3 separate regions of the Homo sapiens genome follow, and regions 1 and 3 are each linked to region 2. Evidence: read pairs that join two places in POLR2A ChIA-PET (ENCODE). Cell type or tissue: B cell. All regions are shown on one strand.

Region 1 (8,000 bases), 61 kb after region 2:
CGTGTGGTGGTTTTTTTTTCTTTGGCAAAAATTTGCCTCAGGACAGGAAGGGCATTAGACTTGTTTGAAAGAAGTCAGTGATCTCTGCGTGCTGGTGGACAGTTGTTTAATAGGCATGACTCATCTATTGAACAGGTTTGGAGGTAAACAGATAAAAACCATATTGCTTAACATCTGTGCTGTCTTGGTTACATGGAAAGCCGATTTGGTTTTAATTCTGCATAACTTTTAACGTAGATAATGATGGAAAAGTTTTGAAAGTGAATTTTTATACCAGCCAATTATTTCTCTTTTGTCCAATCCTGCAAGCAAAATTAAATTTGCTTTTTTAAAAAAATACATGATATAACCACTTTGAGACGTGTGTACAACTTTTTATTGTCAATTCTGAACCTGCAATAATGAAAAATTTGGGTGAAAAAGATTAAACTTGCTGATGAAGAAGTTAGTTTATGAGAGTGTTTCATAGATATCTGTATAAATTAGGCTTTTAATGGGCTTGTCCTTTCATTTGTAGGATGCTGGAATATGGTATTTATTCCACAAGGAACCAACTGGGGAATCCAGTGGATTGCAGCTCTTGGCAAAACCAGAACTCACTCCATTGGGTATATTTTATAACAACAGGGTCCATTCAAATTTTAAGGTAGGTTTCTAAGTTTTAACAATTAGTACATATGCTAGACAGTGTAAAGGATGAACTATTGTGATTATATTTTAGTCCACTTTGTGCTGCTGTAGTAGAATATCACAGACTAGTTAACTTATAATGAGCAGCAATTTATTTGGCTCACACTTCTGAAGGCTGGGAAGTCCAAGATCAAGGGGACAGCATTTGGTAAGGTTCTTCTTGCTGTGTCATCCACGGTAGAAGGGCAAGGAGAAGGCGAGAGAGCTATAGAACAAATTTGCTGCCTCAAGCTCTTTTATAATCAGCATTAATCCATTCAAGAGGGCGAATCCGTTATGACCTAAACACCTTCCATTAGGCTCTACCTCCCAATACTTTTGCACTTTCTAACACATGCTTTTTGGGGGATGCATTCAAACTGTAGTAGATTATAGCTGAGAAATGTCAATTTTTGGTAGAACTTGTCATCAGAGAAAGTAATTTGTAATTAAAAACAGACACCTAACCCCTCCCTGTTCAGGATATATAGAGAGCATTCCATTTATACATACCTATTGCGCATACAGGTATGTGCAACACATACATGCACGTGTAACCTGAATAATTACATAATGGATTTGATTCATGTGTCCTCATCCTCTCCCTTGTTTCTTCTCACCTCTTCCTCCCTCTCAACTTCTTTCCAATCTTTAATGTCGTTACCTGTTTCTAGGGAGGTACACATTAAATAATATCCTTCTAGGGGTTGATAAGCATAATTCATCTCTTCTTTTTGATTCACAGTGGCTGGTAGAGTGTCCTATTAGGCATTATACTAATTATATAAATAGTGAAATATTGCTTAAGAATAATTGACCTAATTTAAAATGATACAGATCAAGTAACCTAAAGGCCATTAGGAGTTTCCATTTTTTCATGAAATTTGGCTCTAACCCTTCGCCCCCTGGTGATAAATACATTTGGTTTATTTTGTGCTCACAGGCACTTTAATGTTTTGTTATGTGTGTGATGCCCAGATCCTTTACCCTGATGTGACCCGCACCAGAGTTCAAGGAATACTTTGCATTTATGATACTCAGAGGATCCTTTAAAAACCTAAGTGTGTTACAGTTTGAAGAGCTTAGAATCACTTGATGAAGAGTTGAGGAAAAACTATACAAAACTGATTTTTGTGAGCTGAATAGTTGATTAAGTTAATGTTTATTGAAAATAGCATTTCATAGTAGAAATCCTCAATTTTTCTTAATTGTAAATGGTATAAAAAGCACCTCATTCTAATGGAATTTTTTTTTTTCTTTTTTTGAGACAGAGTCTTGCTCTGTCGCCCAGGCTAGAGTGCAGTGGTGCGATCTCAGCTCACTGCCACCTCTGCCTCCTGGGTTCAGGCAATTCTCTGCCTCAGCCTCCTGAGTAGCTTGGATTACAGGCATCTGCCACCATGCCCAGCTAATTTTTGTATTTTTAGTAGAGACAGGGTTTCACCATTTTGGCCAGGCTGGTCTGAACTCCTGACCTTGTGAACTGACTGCCTTGGCCTCCCAAGGTGTTGGGATTACATGTGTGAGCCACTATGCCTGGCCCCATTCTAATTGATTTTTAATGTGCAGTAATTTACTCAATTAATAAGAATATTAAATTTAATTGACATGAGTGGATGATTAGGTGTTAATTTGTTAAATTTGGAAATGTCTGTCCAGGATAATACTTTATAGCCAAAGGAGATTGAATTCTTGGAGTACTCAAAAAGAAACATGTCATTTTGGAATAACTCATAAACACATACATGCACACACAGGCACACACCCACATGTGTGCGCACACACACACTGGTCCTTATGGCTTCAACTGCTGATGCCTCCCGAATCTGTACTAGTCCAGGTTGGTCAGGCTTATCCTACTGCTTACTGAGTACCCTTTGAATGTCTTATGGACATAAATAAAACATGTTGCAAACTAAAATTCTTATTTTTAGGCCCAGACCTATTCTCATATGTCTGTCTCAGTGAACAAAACCACTACTCAGCTGTGGCCTGAACCAAAAATATATGAGCTTTTATTGCTTTCATTCCCTCACCCACAGAATTTTATCAATTACAAAATGATATCAATTCTACTTAGTAAATAATTTTCGTTTTATCTGTTTTCCACTGTTAGTATGGCCATGAGTCTAGATCATCTTTATTTCTCTTCTGGATTACTGAAATCATCTTCTACCTTATTTGCCTCCTTTTTTTTTTTTTAAATTCTCTTTCAATCCATTATCCATTTTATAGCTACAGTGTTTTTTCCTTAACTTGCAGTTGGTTACAATGCGTTTATTAAATTCCTATTGTCCTGACTTCTGTAGCACATCAATTCCATGTGATCTGATGTTTGCTCCTCTTTAGCCTTCTCCATTATATTTCCTTCCTTCGTACATTTTTGTTTGTCCATCATGGTTTTGTTTTTTTTTTTTTTTTCTTTGGCTGTTCCATGCTCTCTGCCATCTCTAGACGTTTGTACAAACTATTCCCTTGAGTTATTTTCTCTGGCTCTTCAGCTCCTTCCTCCCACCTCCTCCCCTGCACCACCAATCCATTCTTTTGCTTAATTTCTCTCCATCCTTCAGGTTTCAGCTTTAAGAGGTCACTTCTTTTAGGAGACATTCCCTGAATCCTCTCACCTCCACCCACAAAAAAGGCCTCTCCAGATGCCCTTCTTTTCTGCTCAAACCTCATCTGCTTCCTTTATCATATGCTTATCGTTTTGGATTGTAATTATTTATTTAATTGCATGTCTTTCTGCTAGTTTTTGTGTTAGCAACAACAAGGATCATATTTTTCTTGTTAACTAATGTATAACACTGGGTGCCTACCAGTAAGTATTTGTTGAATGACTAAATGAGTGAAATGAGTTAAATGAGTAGAAAATATCCAGGAAAGTAGCTGTTTTTTTTTTTTTTACAGTACCTTTGCTGTTGATTCCCTGCCCCACTTTTTTTGGTAGAAGTGATAAGCTAAAATCTATTTTCATGAATCATTGTATATGTTGTTGTAAGTTGGGATTCATATTCATTCCAGTCCATTATTTATATTTTTCAGGCTGGCTTATTTATTGACAAAGGTGTCAAAACAACCAACTCTAGTGCTGCTGACCCAAGGGAATACCTCTGTTTGGACAATAGTGCAAGGTAAAGCTGGCTCTTTTAAGTCACACTCAAGCTATACTTTGCCAAAGCAAAACTTTCTAACTGGAGTTTATTGTGCTCTTTCTGTGGTAATACATTTAAAATAAAGTTTTAGAAGTTCGTAAAAGGGTTTTTGGAAAACCACTTATTCTGTTGTCCCAGGTCCTGTGACTGGTCTTTTATCTTATTGAAATACTAAAGAGGTTGATGTTTTTCTCCTTTTTCATTGCTATAAATAGATGCTAGAGAGAGTTGCAGAAAGAGAAAGAAAAAAGAGGAGATATGTTGAGAAAGTTTCCAAATTTGGTGTGCAGTATGATTCATTGAAAAATAAGTTAAACTAAGATGTTTAGTCTCATCCTTGAAAAACCAAACCATATAGAATTTATTCTTTGTGGTCAAAATGAATACTGCATTTAATATTTCAAAAGGAATGATCCCAAATTTGATGAGCAACCTGGTTCTGGTTCAGCCCTTTGTAGCCTCAGATTTACATCATAGCCAGGCTCTAGGTTACTTTCTTTTGTAATCACAAAATGCATTAGGTATGGATCAGCATTTCAGCAGAGTTCTCTTACATGCTATATATGAGCCAAAATAAAGAAAATGTCCCAGATGAAAATAAACTTTTCTGGAAAAGATGGTGACTTAAAGTCATATTCAGTAGAACCTGTGTACATATTATTATTTTCCATACTTCAAATTGATTGACCAGTTTATGGAGTTGATAGAGTGCTAGATTTAATAGGCTTTGTTGACAGACACTTAGGAAAAGAATACCAGGCCTGATTGTTCTTCAAAGAATCAAGTAGGAAGCACACCATAGGTTGGTGAGCCTGACTTCAGGGTGAGGCAGATTCTCACAACACTTTAATAAGACATGAGGTCAGAAGAAAACTGGGGAAAGTCTAGTTTGTCTTGAGGATTCCTCAAACATCAAGTTGAGCCTGAAATATGTTGATGCAATGATCAGATAGCATTTGAGAAACCAAGAAACTGTGGGCGTTTTAAAAAATAAAACACAAAGAACTGGATACCTAAAAGCTGATCAACAAATGAAGTGAAAAAATAGAAGAGATAAACTTAAGAAGAAAAAAGAGTATATAGATGACAATAAATTATGAACTAAGAGGAGAATATTAGCTGGCAAATAAAGAATTCTATCTAGAAGGTTACTGCTGCTTTTTTAGCTTTGAAGAGTTTATTATAATTGGTAGAACTAATATAATTTATTATAATTGGTAGAAAGTAATGTGTTCTTTGCTTAGCATTGCCAAAAAATCCATAAACACAATTGGTTCTCTTCCCTGCCTTAAAAACTTATTTATGTATATATATTTATGTATATTTATAGTAATGTGTATGTGTATATATGTGAATATATGTGTGTATATATATGAATAGAGTAAATATATTTGAGTTCATTGATGTTTTAATTAGACTTGACAATAAAACAATTTACTCATAATGGCTTAAGTAGTTCCTTACTAGGTGTGTGTATGTGATATTATGAAAATGGTTATCTTTCTTCTCTCCATTATTTATTTCTCTTACTAGTTTATAACTACATACATATTGATAAGGAATTGGACTCCATTTGGAAGTTGTTATTGAAAAGAACTGATTATAGCAGAAAAGGAACAAGAGCTTGTGCATATACTGAACTAGTGTTTAGACTATGCTCATATATATATTCATGCAATTTAGACATGGTAAAAATGATAAAAACTAGCATAAATGAGTAATAAACCAGCTCATATATTAAACACCAGGCTTAGAAGATCCAGAAGATATTTAATCTGTTCATCAAAGAGGAAGCTGACTGAACAGTTAATCAGGGCCGGGCGTGATGGCTCAGGCTTGTAATCCCAGCACTTTGGGAAGCCAAGGCGGGTGGATCACCTGAGATCAGGAGTTCAAGACCAGCCTGGCCAACACGGTGAAGCCCCATCTCTTCTAAAAATACAAAAAATTAGCTGGGCATGATGGCAGATATCTGTAATCTGAGCTACTCAGGAGACTGAGGCAGGAGAATCACTTGAACCCTGGAGGTGGAGGTTGCAGTGAGCTGAGAACATGCCACTGCGCTCTAGCCTGAGCAAAAAGGCAAGACTCCATCTCAAAAAAACAAACAAAAAAACCTGTTAATCACATAAGCCTTTCCTTGTGTCTTCAAGACGTGAAAATATAGGAATCCAAAGATGGAAAATTTTAACTGAAGAAAGCTCTTGGTTTGAAATTAGGAAATTTAATCTACAAGAGTGAAAGGGCATTAGAACCACCTAGTACATTTAAAGCAGAGGACAATTAAGAGACAGTTGAGAAGTGTGCTGAAAACTCAATGATGATAATAAGAAAATCGGGAAAAAGTAACTATTGTCTATATGCCAAGTGGGAAAGAAGATGGAAATAAAGGGTATCAAAGCAAGTGGTCAGTTACTGATTACTTTTTTTCTCCCTGTACATGCCTGGGCACTGTGGGGGTGTCGTGATTGATTTATATTGATAGGAAGTTCAGAGAAGTTGAGATGGTTACAGCAGAGAATCAGATGCTGCCTTATAGTACTCTTTTTTTTTTTTTTTTTTTGCTTTCGTTTAGAACAGTATGTCTCCGTTCCGGAACTCTTCCATCTGCTTACTATTATGTAATGACTACAAAGCTGTTTGGCAGGAACTACAATGCCAGAGAGTAGATGTTGGCTTAGAGTCAAACTTTTTACCTCTTAAGTCAGAGCTAGTTAGGGTAAAGGGACTTGGGCCATATAATCTAAAGATGGATATGACACTCTTTATCTTCGCAGCTACTACCCCAGTTTATACCACACATGCATCTGTCTGAAACACATGAAGATCCTTCTGACTGGTCTCCTTAGAGTCCATTCTCTATAATCCATTCTCCAAATAGCAATCAGTGATCTCTTAAAAGAACAAAAAAGAAATTTGATCACATCCCTTCCTTGATTCCATGCTTCCATTGACTTCCCATTGCATTTCCAATGGAGACCCAGATCTTTACCTAGCCCTTGCCCTCCTCTCTATTCTGTCTCCCTTGCTTCTTTCTCTCCAGCAAACTTCCTTGCTGTTCCTGAACATGCTAAGCTCACTCATGCCTAAGGACATTTGCACTTGCTATTTTCTCTCGATAGCTGCCTCTGCCATCATATCCATTTAGTGAGCACCTACTGTGTGCCAACAGCTGTGGTATTAGCATTAGGCAAATGATGTTTCCTCACTGGTTGAAAATCTCTACCTGTTGAATTGGTTTCTGAAAAGCTGTGATTTCTTTTTTTCTTCCGTTCGTTTTGTAAGATTAAGACAGAAATGATTAAAAAAAAATAGGTGGCCTTATGGGGCCATTTGAGTATTTGAATATCATGTATTTGAGTATTTGAGCATCATGGGGCCGTTTGACTATTTGAGTTGTTATAGTGGACAGTTTTTGACACCAACTGTTTTTACCTTTTCAGTAAGGTCCTTATAACTGTTTTAGAGAGAAGAAAAAGAAAAGGTGAAGTTCAGTATTTATAATAAATATGTTAATTAAATACAGTCTGGCTGGGTGCGGTGGCTCACACTTATAATCTCAGCACTTTGGGAGGCTGAGGTGGGTGGATCACCTGAGGTCAGGAGTTCGAGACCAGCCTGGCCAACATGGGGAGACCTTGTCTCTGCTAAAAATACAAAACTTAGGTGGGTGTGGCGATGGATGCCTGTAATCCCAGCTACTCAGAAGGCTGAAGCAGGAGAAATGCTTGAACCCGGGAAGCAGAGGTTGCAGTGAGCCAAGATTGCGCCACTGCACTCCAGCCTGGGTGACAGAGTGAGACTCTGTCTCAAAAAAAGAAAATATTAAAAAATACAGTCTATTTTAAATTTAGGCATTTTAATGATATTGAACCCAGTTTTGTCTATATCTAAACATTTAACCAGCATACAACTCAAATTATACTCTAGTTCACATATATGTATGTTGAAATATATTATTAATTTATTAAATAAGTTTATATTGGTAACATGTACCTTAAGGATTTGTAAACACACATGACATACTTCCTGATCTGGGTTTTTTTGGAAATGATTTTTATGCAATAATATTCTGCAGTGTCCATTTTAATTGATTTTTCAAAAACAAACTAAGAAGATGTAAAAGCAGTTGGTTCTCTGGAAACTTGTGGTTAAATAAATGTAATTTCTTCTTTGAAT
Region 2 (8,000 bases):
TTTTGCCAAGCTTAAACCTGATATTGTCATGTAAATTTATTTAACAAATTTCACTTATTAGCAGAGCATGTCTGAAACTCCTCCTGGAGAATATACTTTATGTATACTTTCACGGCTTAACAGTTCAATTTTTCTCTATTGCTATAAAAACAATTTTAGTTATTCTTGGAAAAGAGAAAGGTTGTATTGACAAAACCTTGCAATTATAAGATAGAGTTATGAGTTTTTCTGCCTAAATTAAGGGACATTGTACACAACCACTGTCCTGTCCTGTTCAACATTCATGTCACAAAAGACAGAAAGGCTGAGGAACTGCTCCAGATTAACAGGAACTAAAGAGACATTACAACTAAATGCAATTCCTGAATTCCGCTTGGGTCTTGAATTCTGGATTTTGGGAAAATTCTATAAAGGCTATTGTTGAGCCAACTGAGTTTGAAATATGGACTGTGTGCTAAATTTTCTGAATTTGATGATTACGTTGTGGTTATGTTAAAAAAATTCTGTTTCCAAGAGTTACACGCTGAAGTATTTAAGTGTTAAAGGGAGTGAAGTCTGCCATTTATTTTCAAATAGTTCAGAAAACAACAACAACAACATATAACTGTGAAGACAGACAGAAAGAGATCAATTTAGAAAAGTAAATGTAGGCTGGGCACCATGGCTCATGCCTGTAATCCCAGCACTTTGGGAACCCAAGGCAGGTGGATTGCTTGAGTCCAGGAGTTCGAGACCAGCTTGGGCAACATGGTAAAACTCTGTGTCTACAAAAAATACAAAAATTAGCTGGGAATTTTGGCATGTGCCTGTAGTCCCAGTTACTCAAGAGGCTGAGGCAGGAGGATGGCTTGAGCCCAGGAGGCAGAAGTTGAAGTGAGCTGTGATCGTGCCACTGCACTCCAGCGTGGGCAACAGAGCGAGATCCTGTCTCAAGAAAAAACAAACAACAAAAGTAAATGTAGCAAAGCGTTAACAACTGATGAATCTGAGTGAAGGGTACACGAGAGTTTTCTAACTATCCTTGCAACTTTTGTAAGTTTGCAATAATTTCAAAAAAATGAAAAGAAAAAAATTTTAAAGTCTCTTTTAGAGCACATTTAACTTTTCTTTCCAAGTGGTGTGGAGTGGGATATGATCAAAGACAATTTTAGCTGTTAAATTTCAGTCAAATGTGAGATGAGACCCTTTCCACAATTTATGACTCTCATATACCACATTATCTGTTCAGTGAAAGGGAATGAATGAAGGAAAAGATAAAAATGCAAAAATAAAATAGACAAAGGCATTCAAGTGAAAAATAAAGAATTAGTGACTGTCTTCTAACAGATTAACTCCGTACTAAGAAAAATTTAACTAATAAAAAATAGAATAGTAGACACCGGGTGCGGCGTCTCATGCCTGTAATTCTAGCACTTTGGGAAGCCTAGACGGCTGGGTCTCTTGAAGTCAGGAGTTTGAGACCAGCCTGGCCAACATGACAAAACTCCATTTCTACTAAAAATACAAAAATTAGCTGGCGCATGCCTATATAGTCTCAGCTACTCAGGAGGCTGAGGGACAAGAATCTCTTGAACCTGGGAGGTGGAGGTTGCAGTGAGCCGGGATCATGCCACTGCACTCCAGCCTGGTGACAGAGTGAGGCTCTGTCTCAAAAAAAAAAAAAAAAAAAAAGAATAGTATAATGAACACCCACTTATCCATAACCTAGAGTTAACAATTGCCAACATATTACCATATTTATTATTTATTATTCATGTATTATTTTTTGCTAATGTATTTTAAAGTAAAGATGTTGCCAGGTATGGTGGCTCAGGCCTGTAATCTCAGCGCTTTGGGAGGCCGAGGCAGGAGGATTGCTTGAGCCTAGGAGATTGAGACCAGCCTGGGCAACATAATGAGACCCCTGTCTCTACAAAAATTACAAAAAAAAAAAATTAACTGAGCATAGTGACTCATGCCTGTGGTCCCAGCTACTTGGGAGGCTGAGGTGGAAGGATCGCTTGAGCTTGGGGGGTTGAAGCTGCAATGAGCCATGATTGCACCAGTGCACTCCAGTGTGGGTGACAGAATGAGACCTCATCTCAAAAACGAAAACAGATGTCATGATCTTTTGCCCCTAATACTTCAGTGGGAACATCTAAAAACACACATTTTTTTCTTCTTTTTTAAAATTTATTTTACTTTTAAGTTCTGGGAGACATGTGCAGAATGTGCAGACTTGTTACATAGGTATACATGTGCCGTGATGGTTTGCTGCACCTATCAACCCGTCATCTAGGTTTTAAGCCCCGCATACATTCGGTATTTCTCCTAATGCTCTCCCTCCCCTTGCCCCCCACCCCTGACTGGCCCTGGTGTGTGAAGTTGCCTTCCCCGTGTCCATGTATCCTCATTGTTCAACTCCCACTTATGAGTGAGAGCATGAGGTGTTTGGTTTTCTGTTCCTGTGTTAGTTTGCTGAGAATGATGGCTTCCAGCTTCATCTATGCCCCTGCAAAGGACATGAACCAACTCTTTTTTATGGCTGCATAGTATTCCATGGTGTATATGTGACACATTTTCTTTATCCAGGCTATCATTGATGGGCATTTGGGTTGGTTCCAAGTCTTTGTTATTGTAAATAGTGCTGAAATAAACATATGAAAACACATATTTTTTAAAAAAATTTTTTCTTTTTTTTTCCTAAACAATTATGTGGATTAAAATTTCTTTTCTTTATATAACATCATTAATATTCCTAATATAGTTTGGATACTTGTCCCCTCCAAATCTCATGTTGAAATTTGATCCTCAATTTTGGATCATGGGGGTAGATCTCTCATGAAGGGCTTTCTGCCGCCCTCACGGTGGCAATGAGTGACTTTTCCCTCTATTAGTTCCTCTGAGATATGATTTCTAAAAAGAGCCTGGCACCTTCCTTCCCTCTCTCTTGCTCCCTGTCACCTTCCACCGTGAATGAAAACTGCCTGAGGTCCCCACCAGAAGCAGATGCTCAATGCCATGCTTCTTGTACAGCCTCTAGAAACATGAGCCAAATAAACCTCTTTTCTTAATAAATTACCCAGCCTCGGGTATTCTTTTATAGCAACCCAAAATGAACTAAGACAATAGCTAACAAGATTAACAATAATTCCTTAAAGCACCTGATTCCTTGTCCATATTGAAATTTCTTCATTTGATCCCAAATGTGTCTTCCATTGATCCACTCAGATAAAGATCCAGTCAAAGACTACATGTTGTACTTGATTATTGTGCATTTTAAGTCTCTCGTGGTCTGAAACAGTTCCCTTCCTTGCTCTGGCCTGTAACTATTTTCCTCTTTTGACCAGCAAATAATCTGTGGTGGCAGGGTGGAGAGGGTGTCAATACAAAGTTTGACTAAGGTTGAGTATATATAACATGGGCTAATCATACAAAAATATTTTACTTATTTATTTATTTATTTTTGAGACAGAGTCTCGCTCTGTCACCCAGGCTGCAGTGCAGTGGTGTGATCTTGGCTCACTGCAACCTCCACCTGCCAGGTTCTAGTGATTCTTGTGCCTCAGCCTCCCGAGTAGCTGGGATTACAGGCATGTGCCACTGCACCCAGCTGAAAAATCTTTTATTTAAACGCCACTGATGTTTGTCTTTCCTAGAAACAAACTGAATATGAACATGGAAGTCAGTATTATTTTTACTATTTTCTCCAGCAGAATGACTTTACCACTCTCAACTTGTGGTTAGCACGAGATATTACATCTAGATACTTCCGAAGGCAGAGGGGAGCAAGAGAAGAAAAGTCATATTAGGACCTAATAATCCTCTTGTTCCCCTCAAAATCCAAACCCCAAATCTAAATCGGTGATACCGACTTTTAAAAGCAAAGCTGCAAATAGGTGATGTGGGTCCCCTCTCCCTCCCCCACTCCAAACAACTTGAGCCTTGTGTAAGCAGCTGCCAGACCTGCCCCGGGGCAAGGAAGAGCATGCAGCAGGTCAGGACGGTATATGACATGCTGGCACAAACACCCGTTGTCCCACCTCCACCCTTTCCACCCTCCGTGCGTCAGCTCCCCTGCAGCACATGCCGTGAGCAACTGTGCTGCTGACAGTGTTATTTCCTGTCACGAAATGAAATGTGTAAATGAAAGTACAAAAGAATGGAGGGATGACTGGTGGCCCTGTCACACTGGTGACACCTAGGGCCTAGCTGTAGGAAACATGTCTGGCTGGCTGCCCCGCCTCCTCACGCCAGTGCTTTTCCCAGCCTGAGCATCTCCATCTCTCAGTGATATGCTGTCCAGGCTTGGAACATTCTGCTCCTTTGGCCACTCCAGGTGTGGGCATCTCTTGCCTCCTGTTTTACATTGGTTTTTCAGTCTGTCACAGTTGAATCCCTTTAGCTGTTCACACTGTACTGAGATTATGGGCCCATGGATCTCTGTGCTGGAAGGGATGTCATTGGCACCAGCACCCACCCAACAAATAGTGGAATGTCCTTGTCACTATTGCTTATATGCAGTTGGTGAAGTGGTTAAGAGCAAAGACACCCTTGGTTCACATTCCTGGCACCTACTGGCTATATAATCTTACACAAATTACTTAGTCGCTTTTAGTTTCCTCATTTGTAAAATGTGTGGATTGGCAGGATGAATATCTATCTGTAAAACACACACAGCAGTGCCTAGCTCATAGCAAGCATTCTATAAGTGTTGCTATTTGCATATACCTGTCCAATCTCTTCATAAACACATCCAGGGATGTGAAGCTCATGAAGCTACCTTTACAAGGAAGCAAGCTCATAAAACAAGACATTTAATCTTTGGTGAATTCCAACAATCAGATACAGCTCCTTATAGTGTGTGATTATTATAGGGAAAGAAGGAAATGTGTTGCCAAAAATATACTGGGCCTTGTGGAAGATTTTTGGCTACATTCTTGTCACCTTGTGGAATTATTTATTCCCATTTTATCAATTTGCATGTGGCAAAACTGAAGCACAGAGGATTTGGGAAATTTGTCCAGAGTCAAACAATGAGTAGATGGTTGAGTCAGGATTTGAACTTGGGCTTTTTAGACTCTAGCATCTTCAAATATTGGAAGATAGTAGTCATTTTCCAATGAGACTTTAGTTTTTCACAGTGGTTGGCACATAATAAGTTATCAAATGATAGATATTGTGATCTATTTGTTTGTTTTGTTTTTTGAGACAGGGTCTTGCTCTGTCACCCAGGCTGGAGTGCGGTGGCACTATCATGGCTTACTGTAGCCTCAACTTCCCAGGGTCAAGGGATCCTCCCACTTCAGCCTCCTGAGTAACTGGGACCACAGGCGTGTGCCACCACGTGAAGCAAATTCTCGTATTTTTTGTAGAGATGGGGTTTCACCATGTTGCACAGGCAGGCTGGTTTTGAACTTCGGGCGACCTGCCTCGGCCTTCCAAAGTGTTAGGATTACAGGCATGAGCCATCATGCCTGGCCATGACTGTTAGTTTCTATAATACTTTGTATGTTGTCAAGGCCCTTTTGAACCATCCCTTCCTGCATACAATATGCATTTATTCGAACCCTCCATCAGATGCTTGGCTTAGGCTCTTCTTGGTCATGGCCAGGATGGAGTGCTCCTGAAGCAGCCTGTTTCATTTTGGATAGCTCTTATAATTGGCTTTATTCATTTATTTATTCAATGAATATCTAATGAGAGCTGAGATCTCAGTATGTCAAGCACTGAGCTATACACTGGGGATACAATGGGAAATGAAAACAGCAAATTCTTCAAAAGAGTGAAACATATTTTGCATAGATTGATCTTCCACCTACTGCTATCACTTCTGCCCTCTGAAGCAACAGAAACAAAAGGTTAATTTGTGCTCCCCACAATAGCTCTTCATATATTTGAAGATGGTTTTTCAGTTTCCTGTGTGACTAAGATTTTTTTTCTCCAGGCTCTCCTTGTAACAGTAGTATTTTCTTTAATACTGCAGATGATCCAAAGATGATGAAAGAAAATAGGTCTTATTTACTTTTTCTGAGACTCTGTTTTCTTATCTGTGAAATGAGGATAATTATACCCAACAGATGATATTGTATTACTTGTCTGAAACAGAGTAAACATGTCTGTGCATTAGTGTGCATTAACAACATTAAATAACTTTAACTATGCAAACGTGTACTATGTATTCTTATAAATGGGTCAGATTGACTAATTTACTGCGTAACCACTCTGTGGGGGTAGGTAATGAATATTCTTATTTTACAGAGAAGACAATGAAAGCACAGAGAGGTTAAGTGACTTGTCCAAGGTCACACAGCTAGTAAGTAATACAGCTGAAACTGGATCGGAGACAGCATGGCTTGAGAACACTGGTTGAAAGTCATTTTTATACTAGAAGGGGCTGAATGAGGGAGAAGAGTCAAGTGTTCAAAAGGTAAAAGGTAAATTAAAGTCCAAACTTGGAGTCTCATCTTTCACCAGTGGTATGTATCAGCTACTATTTTAAATAATTACCTACAGTTTGAAATTCAGTCTCTCAGATTCACAGTCTGGATATCTGGCCTTAAATGGGGCTTCCTTGTTCCCTGTTTGCAGCATCCAGTCCATTTAGCTCCCGCCTCACATGTTCTGGCTCTCTTTATATCCCAATGTACAGTTATTGGCAGCAAATATTAGTTAGTATTTTTTCTCGACACATCATTTGTATGTTTCTTTCACTGCTTCAAGTCACAGCTTACAAACGTATCTTTTCACTTAAGTGTGGTTTTCTTGATATAGTTTGGTTTTTAGCTATTTACCACTCTAAATTTGTCTGCTAAACAGGGAAAGCATAGTTTCAACTTAAATCATAAACAAAGGGATAATTTTCTTTCTTTCTTTCTTTCTTTTTTTTTTTTTTTTTTTTTTGAGACAGAGTCTTGCTCTGTTGCCCAGGCTGGAGTGCAGTGGTGCGATCTTGGCTCACTGCAGCCTCTGCCTCCCGGGTTCAAGTGATTCTCCTGCCCCAGCCTCCTGAGTTGCTGGGATTACAGGCACACACCACCACACCTGGCTAATTTTTGTATTTTTAGTAGAGACGAGGTTTCACCATGTTAGCTAGGCTGGTCTCGAACTCCTGACCTCAAGTGATCCACCCACCTCGGTCTCCCAAAGTGCTGGGATTACAGGTGTGAGCCACCATGCCCAACTGATAATTTTCTTAATACATATAGAGCTTTTACAAATCAATGAGAAAAAGAACAACAGCTATACAGAAAAATGAGCAAAGAATATGAACAGATAGGTCATAGATAAGGAACTAGAAATGACTCTTGTAAATGTGAAGAGATTCCCTCAATTATTACTGGAGAAACACATGTTGAAGTTCTTATATCACTTTTTCCTATGACAAAGATAGATATTTGTCTATATTTATTTCTAGAGATGTATATATCTGATTATATTCACTCAGGTGAGGCAAGGAAAATAGATACTGTCGTATATTGCTCTTGGGAAAACACATTGGCATAACCTCTGTGGAAGACTGACAATCACCTATCAAAATCCTTTGTTTAGGTCAGAGTCTCTCGACCTTGGTTCTTGACATTTTGGACTAGATGGTCCTTTATCCTGTGCATTGAAGGATGTTTAGCAGCATGCTTTGCCTCTACTCACTAGATGCCAGCATCCCTCCCCCAGAGTGTGAAATTAAAACTGACTCTAGACATTGCTAAATATACTCTGGAGGACAAAATCACCTCCATTTAAGAAGACGGGCTGGGGCCGGGCACAGTGACTCACACCTGTAATCCCAGCACTTTGGGAGGCCGAGGTGGGCAAATCATTTGAGGTCAGGAGTTCGAGACCAGTGTGGCCAGCATGGTGAAACCCTGTCTCCACTAAAAATACAAAAATTAGCTGGGCGTGGTGGCATGTGCCTGTAATCCCAGCTACTTAGGAGGCTGAGGCACGAGAATCGCTTGAACCTGGGGGGCAGAAGTTTCAGTGAGCCGAGATTGCGTGCACTACACTCTAGCCTGGGTGAC
Region 3 (8,000 bases), 1.4 Mb after region 2:
CGCCTCGGCCTCTCAAAGTGTTGGGATTACATGTGTGAGCCACCATGCCCGGCTATCATCCCATTTATAACTACCAACAGGATTTTCCAAAGAACAGAGTTTGACAAAATGAGAGGCAAACAGTACGATATTTTTTTTTCTATATATTTTTCTTCCTTTTGGTGGGAAGGAGCTCCGAACTATCTCTGGAGTTCAACCCGAAAGATAGGCCATAAGTGAATGTACAGAAGGGTCTTTGCAGAAGATAGATGATTTTGACAGGTATTACATACGCTTAGGCAAACACCCACTGGCCCTCCTGAGTGGATGTTCTAGAAGCCAATAATAAAAGCCTCACATGGAACAAGTATAACAGCAGCAGGGTGAACTTCAAAGCCATTGACTTGGTTTTAATTCCAGTCTGTCCATTTTAATGTCCAGAGAAACAAATCATGTTTACAGGAACATTTATTACCCTATATGCTAATAGGTAAAAGCCTAGTCTATGCAAAGACGAGCTGTTTATATGGCAGTTCCCACTGGGATTCAGAAGTGTATTCAGTGTGCACAATGCCCAAGAAAAACACTGTAATAAATCATAAGAGGCAAAAAGTAGAGCTTAAAAACAACTTAACAAAAACACATAAAAGTGACTTAACTCCCTGTGCTCTGTAATTCTACAGTAGTTTTGTACCATTACCATTTTAAGGAAAATAAGCAGAATGACAACCAAACAGCTGGCTTTCTCTCGTATTGTAATCCATACTCATGGCCAGCCCCAAAATGCTTGTTCAGTGAGCATTATCCCACTGAAGCGGGGGGTTCCCAGTGTGAAAAACATAGGCTATTTTCTCTAACCTGAGGCATTTCTTTTTCTTTTTCTTTTCTAATTGATTTTATTTTATTTTATTTTTATTTATTTATTTTTTTTGAGACAGTCTCGCTCTGTTGCCCAGGCTGGAGTGCAGTGGCATGATCTCGCTCACTGCAACCTCCGCCTCCTAGATTCAAGCAATTCTCCTGCCTCAGCCTCCTGAGTAGCTGGGACTACAGGGACATGCCACTACACCCAGCTCATTTTTGTACTTTTAGTAGAGACGGGGTTTTACCATGTTGGCCAGGCTGGTCTCAAACTCCTGGCCTCATGTGATCCACCCACCTTGGCCTCCCAAAGTGCTGGGATTACAGGCGTGAGCCACTGCAGCCAGCCTAATTTTTTTTCTTTTCTTTTCTTTTCTTTTTTTTTTTTTTTTTTTGTGAAGGAGTCTTGCTCTGTTGCCCAGACTAGAGTGCAGTGGTGCGATCTCAGCTCACTGCACCCTCTGCCTCCCAGGTTCATGTGATTCTCCTGCCTCAGCCTCCTAAGTAGCTGGGATTACAGGTGCCCGCCACCACACCCAGCTAATTTGTGTATTTTTAGTAGTTGATAGGGTTTCACCATGTTGGCCAGGATGGTCTCGAACTTCTGACCTGAAGTGATTCACCGGCCTCGGCCTTCCAAAGTGCTGGATTACAGGCATGAGCCACCGCACCCAGCTAATTTTTGTATTTTTAGTAGAGACAGGGCTTCACTATGTTGGCCAGGCTGGTTTTCCTGAGATGGGGTCTCACTCTGTCACCCAGGCTGGAGTGCAGTGGTGCAATCACGGCTTATTGCATCCTCATGCTCCTTGGCTCAAGCAGTCTCTCACCTAGGTCTCCTGAATAGCTGGGACCACAGGCACGCACCACCATGCCCAGCTAATTTAAAAAATTTTTTTTTTTTTTTTTTTTTGGAGATGGGATCTCGCTATATTGCTCAGGCTGGTCTCGAACTCCTGGCCTCAAGTGATCCTCCTGCTCCAGTCTCCCAAACTGTTGGGATTACAGGAATGAGTCACTAACACCCAGCCTAACCCGAGGCATTTCTTCCCAAAGCCCTGCTTGCTCCTAAATTTCAAAACACCCTCTAGAAATACATGCCCAAAGAGGGGACTATATTCCTTTTCTGAGATCTCAGGGGGAGGGTTGAGTGGGGACTGTTTTGTGAAGGGTGGACAGCTCTGACCTGCAGTTCTTTGTGGTCTTTGGTGCCAAACATCAAGCCATGTGACTTAGTGGCTCACTCCATCCCAAGAGTAGAAGGGTTAAAAGCTTGAAAAGCTGCTGGTGGCCCATGTGGCATGTATGAGTAGGATTTATGGCCACTGCAGCCATACTGTGGTGTGCATACAGTGTGCAGAGGTTGAGCCCAGAGGGAAAAACCTGGATGGAAACACTTGCTGGAGTGGCATCACTTTTCACCATGAGTCCTTATGAATGCCACAGCCTAGCAGGTAGAGTACGTGTTGACTAATCAGGCATCAGTCTCTCCATTTCTGCTGCTGGGGGACAATCTTTTTCTTGGCATTTCAGGGTCTCAGTTACTTCTGCATTAAATTGTATTCTCTTTTGGCTAAATGTTTGCAAAATCAGGGTTCTCTCTCTAATTCGGGGTCCCTTGCCTTTCCTTTCCCTGGGAGTGATCTTCTGTTTGGTGGGCATGGGGCTCATCTCTTGTTTCAGCCTCGTGGGAGAGCCATCCATGTTGCATGCTGTCCTTTGACCTTGTGGTGATGTCCACTGAGACGTCTGTCATGCACTTGCCTGTGTCCCCATCCTCACAGGCTGACATCAGTGGCTCTGGGTGTTAGATCCTTGCACTGTGACCCAGTCCTCCTGTGGATTTCTCCAACAGCACAGTTTTGGGCTCAGGAACACAGTCCTTTTCCCCACCCTGCACTTTAGAAGGGTGCGCACACTGAGACCCCTCTCAGCTGTAGCTCCCCAACTCCTCAGGTGTTATGGCCTGTGTGGGGCTTCCAAGAGGACCTTATTTGTATAAGGCACTTCCTCTAGGCATGTCTCGAAGGCTGTCTCTACAAGGAGAATAAAGACCTGGATATTTCTTAGAGACCTCTGTGTCTCTAATACAGTCCTACCAGCTCTTTCTCTTTTTCTGCCCCTCATGTCTTGGTTGGAAGATCTGGCAAATTGAGAGTTTTTTTAAGCTCAAGGACTTAGGTTTTCTAAATGCTACTTTGAAAATTAAAGCTCAGTGGCAACTTATTTATCCTAAACTATGTCTGATCCCCCTGAGGCAATGCATTTGGAAGGAAGGGCCTGGAAGGCAGAGAATTGGAAAAAAAGGCACTGTGAAAGGTCAGTCTCTGTGCTTTTAGTTTGAGTCCAGGCTCTTCTTTCACATCTAATCTCATTTTGTGCATAAAACTGAAGGAGCAATTTGAAACCTGGTTTTAATCTGGTCACACACTATTGTGCAGGGCGTCCTTGGGCACGTCATCTGCCCTCTGAGTTGGCTTCATCTAAAACATGACAGGTTTGAATTCCATGGTGATAAAAATCACCAAAATTGCAAAGATTCAAAGAATCTGTTCTTGGGATAGCTTTGCCATTAGGCATTTATATCTTGTTCAATATTTAATGCCTAGGTAGATATTTATTATCTATGTTTCCCACAAATAGCTGAACAAAGGCAGCATAGTCTGGGATGGCAGGAATTACCTAGTCTGGGCCAGGGTCTGGTCTTTGAAGGGCTAGCTATGTGGTTGTGGGGAGGTTGCATCATCTTTCTGGGCCTTTGGAGGATCCCTAAGATTTCATCCACCTCTAAATTCTGTTACTCTGACTTTTATGATCTTTTATCACACTACACCAAGAGGCAGATCTTCATTGTGTTAAAAATTTATGTTTAGGGTCCACATTTTGCCTCTGCACTATTTTTAGTTTTCAGGCAGGGCCATATAACTGAGACTTCAAGACAGCTCTTGGCCAGGTGCAGTGTCTCACGGCTGTAATCCCAGCACTTTGGGAGGCTGAGACAGGAGGATCACTTGAGCCCAGGAGTTTGAGACCAGCCTGGACTACATAGTAAGACCCCTGACTATACAAAAAATAAACAAAATTAGTTGGGTGTGGTGGCATGCACCTGTGGTCCAGCTACTTGGGAAGCTGAGGTGGGAGGATCACTTGAGCCTGGGAGGTTGAGGCTGCAGTGAGCCAAGATCACGTCACTGGGTGACAGAGCAAGACCTTGCCTCACAGAAAAAAAGAAAAAGAAAATGTATAGTTTTTGCTGAATCAAGAACCTAAAGAGGCAAGAATCTGTTGTCAGCTGGGCACAGTGGCTCATCCTTATAATCTCAGCACTTTGGGAGGCCAAGGCAGGAAGATCACCTGAGCTCAGGAGTTCAAGACCAGCCTGGCCAACATGGTGAAAACCTGTCTCTACTAAAAATACAAAAATTAGCTGGGCATGGTGGCAGGTGCCTGTTGTAATCCCAGCTACTTGGGAGACTGAGACACGAGAATTGCTTGAACCCGGGAGGCAGAGGTTGCAGTGAGCCGAGATCGTGCCACTGCACTCCAACCTGGGTGACAGAGCAAGACTCCATCTCAAAAAAAAAAAAAAAAATTCTGTTATCTGCTGTCTTTTGTTTGAGGTCTGCTGGAACTGCATGTGCTGTCTCACAGATAGCTGAGGTTGGGAATGTGTGCACGATATTTGGATATGCTTGCTTCTTAGACTCTGACATGCTTAAATGAGGAAGTGCTGCATACAGATGTCAGAGACACACACCCACTTCTCATTTCAGAACCTAAAGCATAGGACAAGTTGCTTTCTACAGATAAACACAGAGATCCGGAAGTAAAATCTCACACCTAAGCCCTACACTGTCTCTGTTGTATCAACAAATACAATATAAACGGAAGCCAAATCACAAGCAGGATTCAGTGAGAGGTCAGAAGCAAATGGTAGTAATATGATGGGATGGCATTCAGGCAGGATTATTCTTTCAAAGCCTATTTAACATTTTTATTCGTTCAGAACATCTACATGCAAAGCAATATTTCTGATAAACAGGAGACTTTTGAATGAATGATTTTTGAGTTCAGTGTTCATTGAAATGATGTATGCAGAAAAATGTGGACTTCTCTGTACCCAGGAATGGCCTGCACACCTCTTCCGTAATGTGTATTGGTGGTTCTGCACATGAGGGTAATGGAGAATGGGAAAAAAGCAACTGTTCATGTTTCGTACCTGCATGTTGACATTGCTTTTTGGTGAGGAGAGAAGCCAGATGGTGATGGACAAATGGGGTGCTTGAGGCCTAGGGTCAGGGCAGGTCTATGTGGATGCATTCCCCACCAGTCTGGTCCATGAATGCTTTCTTAGACTCAAATCTTTGCACTTCTTCATGATCTGACTCCTCTCACCTGCTTTCTAACAAGGACACTCCTTTGTTGGGCAACCCTACTGTTACTGTTTGTGCATTTCCACCTCTGAAGGAAGGTTCCTGTCTGTTCTTATAAGAGGGCCATGTCCCTTTCACATATGGAAAAAGTAGGAGAGGTGGAAATAGAGGAGTGAGAAGACAGATGTAGTATATTCAGGAAGTTTCTGACTTTCTCCGTTTTGTTTTTTTTTTTAGTCAGAGTCTCACTCTGTCACCCAGGCTGGAGTGCAGTGGTGCAATCTCAGCTCACTGCAACCTCCACCTCCAGGGTTCAAGCGATTCTCCTGCCTCAGCCTCCCGAGTAGCTGGGATTACAGGCATGTGCCACCATGCCTGGCTAATTTTTGTATTTTTAGTAGAGACAGGGTTTCACCATGTTGGCCAGGATGGTCTCAACCTCCTCACCTCAAGCGATCCACCCCCCTTGGCCTCCCAAAGTGCTGGATTACAGGTGTTTACAAGTGTGAGCCATCACACCGGGCCAGGAAGTTTCTGACTTTCTGACAATTAGTTTGAGAAGAAGACAAAATGACTCTTCTCTCTTTGGTCATGGATCACTTACTGAAGTGTCCCAGTAATTTCTCAATAGAAAGTAAATCACCTACTGCCCTCCACTTCCATGCCCATGGAATATATTCCTTTTAAAATTTTTAAGAGATGAGGTTTCACTATGTTGCCCATGCTGGTCTTGAACTCTGGGCCTCAAGCAGTCCTCCCTCCTCAGCCTTCCAAAGTGCTGGGATTACAGGCATAAACCACCATGTCTGGCCTGGAATATATTCTTGATCAAGCCATTTGTGGAATGGTTTAAACTCAGATGTATCGCTGTTTTCTGTAAGACTTTTAAAAAATATTAAAATAACTTTTTCTGACTTTTTCTCATAAAAGAAATTTATACTCACTGTTTAAAAAATCAGAAAACATAGGGAAAAATTACAAAAGGAAGTAGAAGTTATTCTTTATCTCCTCACTGGTAGATAGTAATTGTTCAAATTTTGTATATATTCTTTTTACTTAATATTTTTTTAATTTTAAATTGTAGTAGAGATGGGGTCTTACTGTGTTGCCCAAGCTGGTCTTGAACTCCTGACTTCAAATAGTCCTCCTGCCTCAGCCTCCCAAAGTGTTAGGATTACAGGCATGAACCACCTCAGCCAGCCCATATTTTGTGGGCAACAGGATTTTTTTCTCTCCATATATATTCACACACTTATGCAGCTGATCATACATTGTTCTTCTCAGTTAGCAGTGTATGGCTAACATCTTTCCATTTCATTATATAACAGTCTGGTACCTTTTTCACAGGTACATATTAGTCCCCTGTAAGGATATACTTTATGTATTAAACCAGCCCTTTATTTTTGAGCATTTAAGTTACCACCTTTTAGCTCTCATAAGCAATGCTGGTATCCCTTTTCATGTCTCTATCTAATTATTATCAAATTAATTGCCAAAAATAATCTGCAGGAGAATATTGCCAGATGGCCCTGGATTAATTATAAATCCCACCAGTGTGGTAGAGGGCCTGTTTCCTCATGCCTCCACCAGTGGTCGGTATGAACAGATTTTTTAACGTTTTCACTAGCCTCACAGATATCTTGCTGGTGTCTTAATTGGCATGTTTTGATTACTTGTGAGATTGAATATATTTTTGTATGAAATATTAAATATTTTCGTATTTATTTCTTGGTCATTAGTATTTTATTTATGTATTTATTTATTTATTTATTTTGAGGCAGCGTCTGGCTCTGTTACCCAGACTGGAGTGCAGTGACACAATCTCAGCTTACTGCAACCTCTGTCTCACTGGTTCAAGTGATCCTCCCACCTGAGTAGCTGGGACTGTAGGTGTGCACCACACAGCCTGGATAATATTTGCATTTTTAGTAGAGATGAGGTTTCGCCATGTTACCCAGGCTGGTCTCAAACTCCTGGGCTCGAGCAATCTGCCTGCCTCGACTTCCCAAAGTGCTGAGATTACAGGCATGAACCACCACGTCTGGCCAGTATTTCTTACTTTATAAATTATTTATTTGCATCCTTGCCCACTTTTATTAAGTTGGGCTGTTCCTTTTTGATTTGCAAGTCCTTTCTGTGTTACAGATTTTAACATTTTGTCATATGCTTCAATTTCTTTTAATTTATTTTGATTCTTAAATTTTTCTACTTATATATATTTTTAACATGCAGAAGTTTAACATTTTTACGTATTCAAAACTATCCTTCAAGTAGGATTTTGCTTTTGGTTTCATGTTTAGAAAGTCTCTATTCCAGGATTCTAAAAATGCTCACCTATATTTTATCGTTATGGCTTTATTTTTTACATTTACATTTATAGCCCATTTGGAAATCATTTGAGTGAAAAGTATGAGGTAGGGACTAAGATTTAATTTTTTTCTTTTACCTGACATCTAAGCCACTTACTGAATTAAACATTTTCTGTTTCACTGATTTGAAATACCCCATTTACCATGTACAGAATCCCTATAGATTCTTAAGGTTATTTTCAGACCCTACTCTGTTCCACTGATTTGTCTTTTCCTGTGCTGCTATCTCACTATCTTAATTATTACAGCTTTAATAATCCATTTTAATAACTAGTATTGCAAGTGCTCACTTATTATTTGTTCTTCCGCAAAATTTTCTTGGCAAGTTGGGCATGTTTATTCTTCCAAATGAACTTCAGAAATAACTTTGTCAAGTTCTAGAAAAAGAAATTCTTACGGTGTGTGTTAATTCCGTAGA

What was found. Peaks named below come from ENCODE experiments on the same cell type or tissue, not always from the same donor. Only the 100,000 strongest peaks of a DNase experiment are listed, where the experiment ranks them.
Region 1: POLR2A ChIA-PET joins it to region 2 with 6 read pairs; 5 of 35 experiments call an interaction of 5 or more read pairs at or near these places.
Region 3: POLR2A ChIA-PET joins it to region 2 with 8 read pairs; 1 of 35 experiments calls an interaction of 5 or more read pairs at or near these places.

The regions. Positions count from the first base shown.
Region 1 is chr9:71,718,227-71,726,226 of GRCh38, reverse strand. It overlaps CEMIP2 (cell migration inducing hyaluronidase 2), which reads left to right. Exons shown (of 24, transcript NM_013390.3): 11 at 518-646; 12 at 3,712-3,800. Among named protein-coding and RNA genes, the nearest start is that of CEMIP2, 46 kb to the left of the region's middle. In B cell, no CTCF peak of the experiment used is centred here; no DNase peak of the experiment used is centred here; H3K27ac peaks cover 378 bases.
Region 2 is chr9:71,779,423-71,787,422 of GRCh38, reverse strand. No RefSeq gene overlaps it. Among named protein-coding and RNA genes, the nearest start is that of CEMIP2, 15 kb to the right of the region's middle. In B cell, a CTCF peak has its summit at 4,173; a DNase peak (open chromatin) is centred at 4,082; H3K4me3 peaks cover 622 bases; H3K27ac peaks cover 3,453 bases.
Region 3 is chr9:70,394,922-70,402,921 of GRCh38, reverse strand. All of the region lies in intron 1 of KLF9 (KLF transcription factor 9), which reads left to right. LOC124900273 (a long non-coding RNA gene) reads left to right here. Exons shown (of 2, transcript XR_007061576.1): 2 at 1-8,000. Among named protein-coding and RNA genes, the nearest start is that of KLF9-DT, 15 kb to the left of the region's middle. RefSeq lists a silencer at 4,458-4,507 and an enhancer at 4,458-4,760. In B cell, no CTCF peak of the experiment used is centred here; a DNase peak (open chromatin) is centred at 4,591; H3K4me3 peaks cover 818 bases; H3K27ac peaks cover 4,029 bases.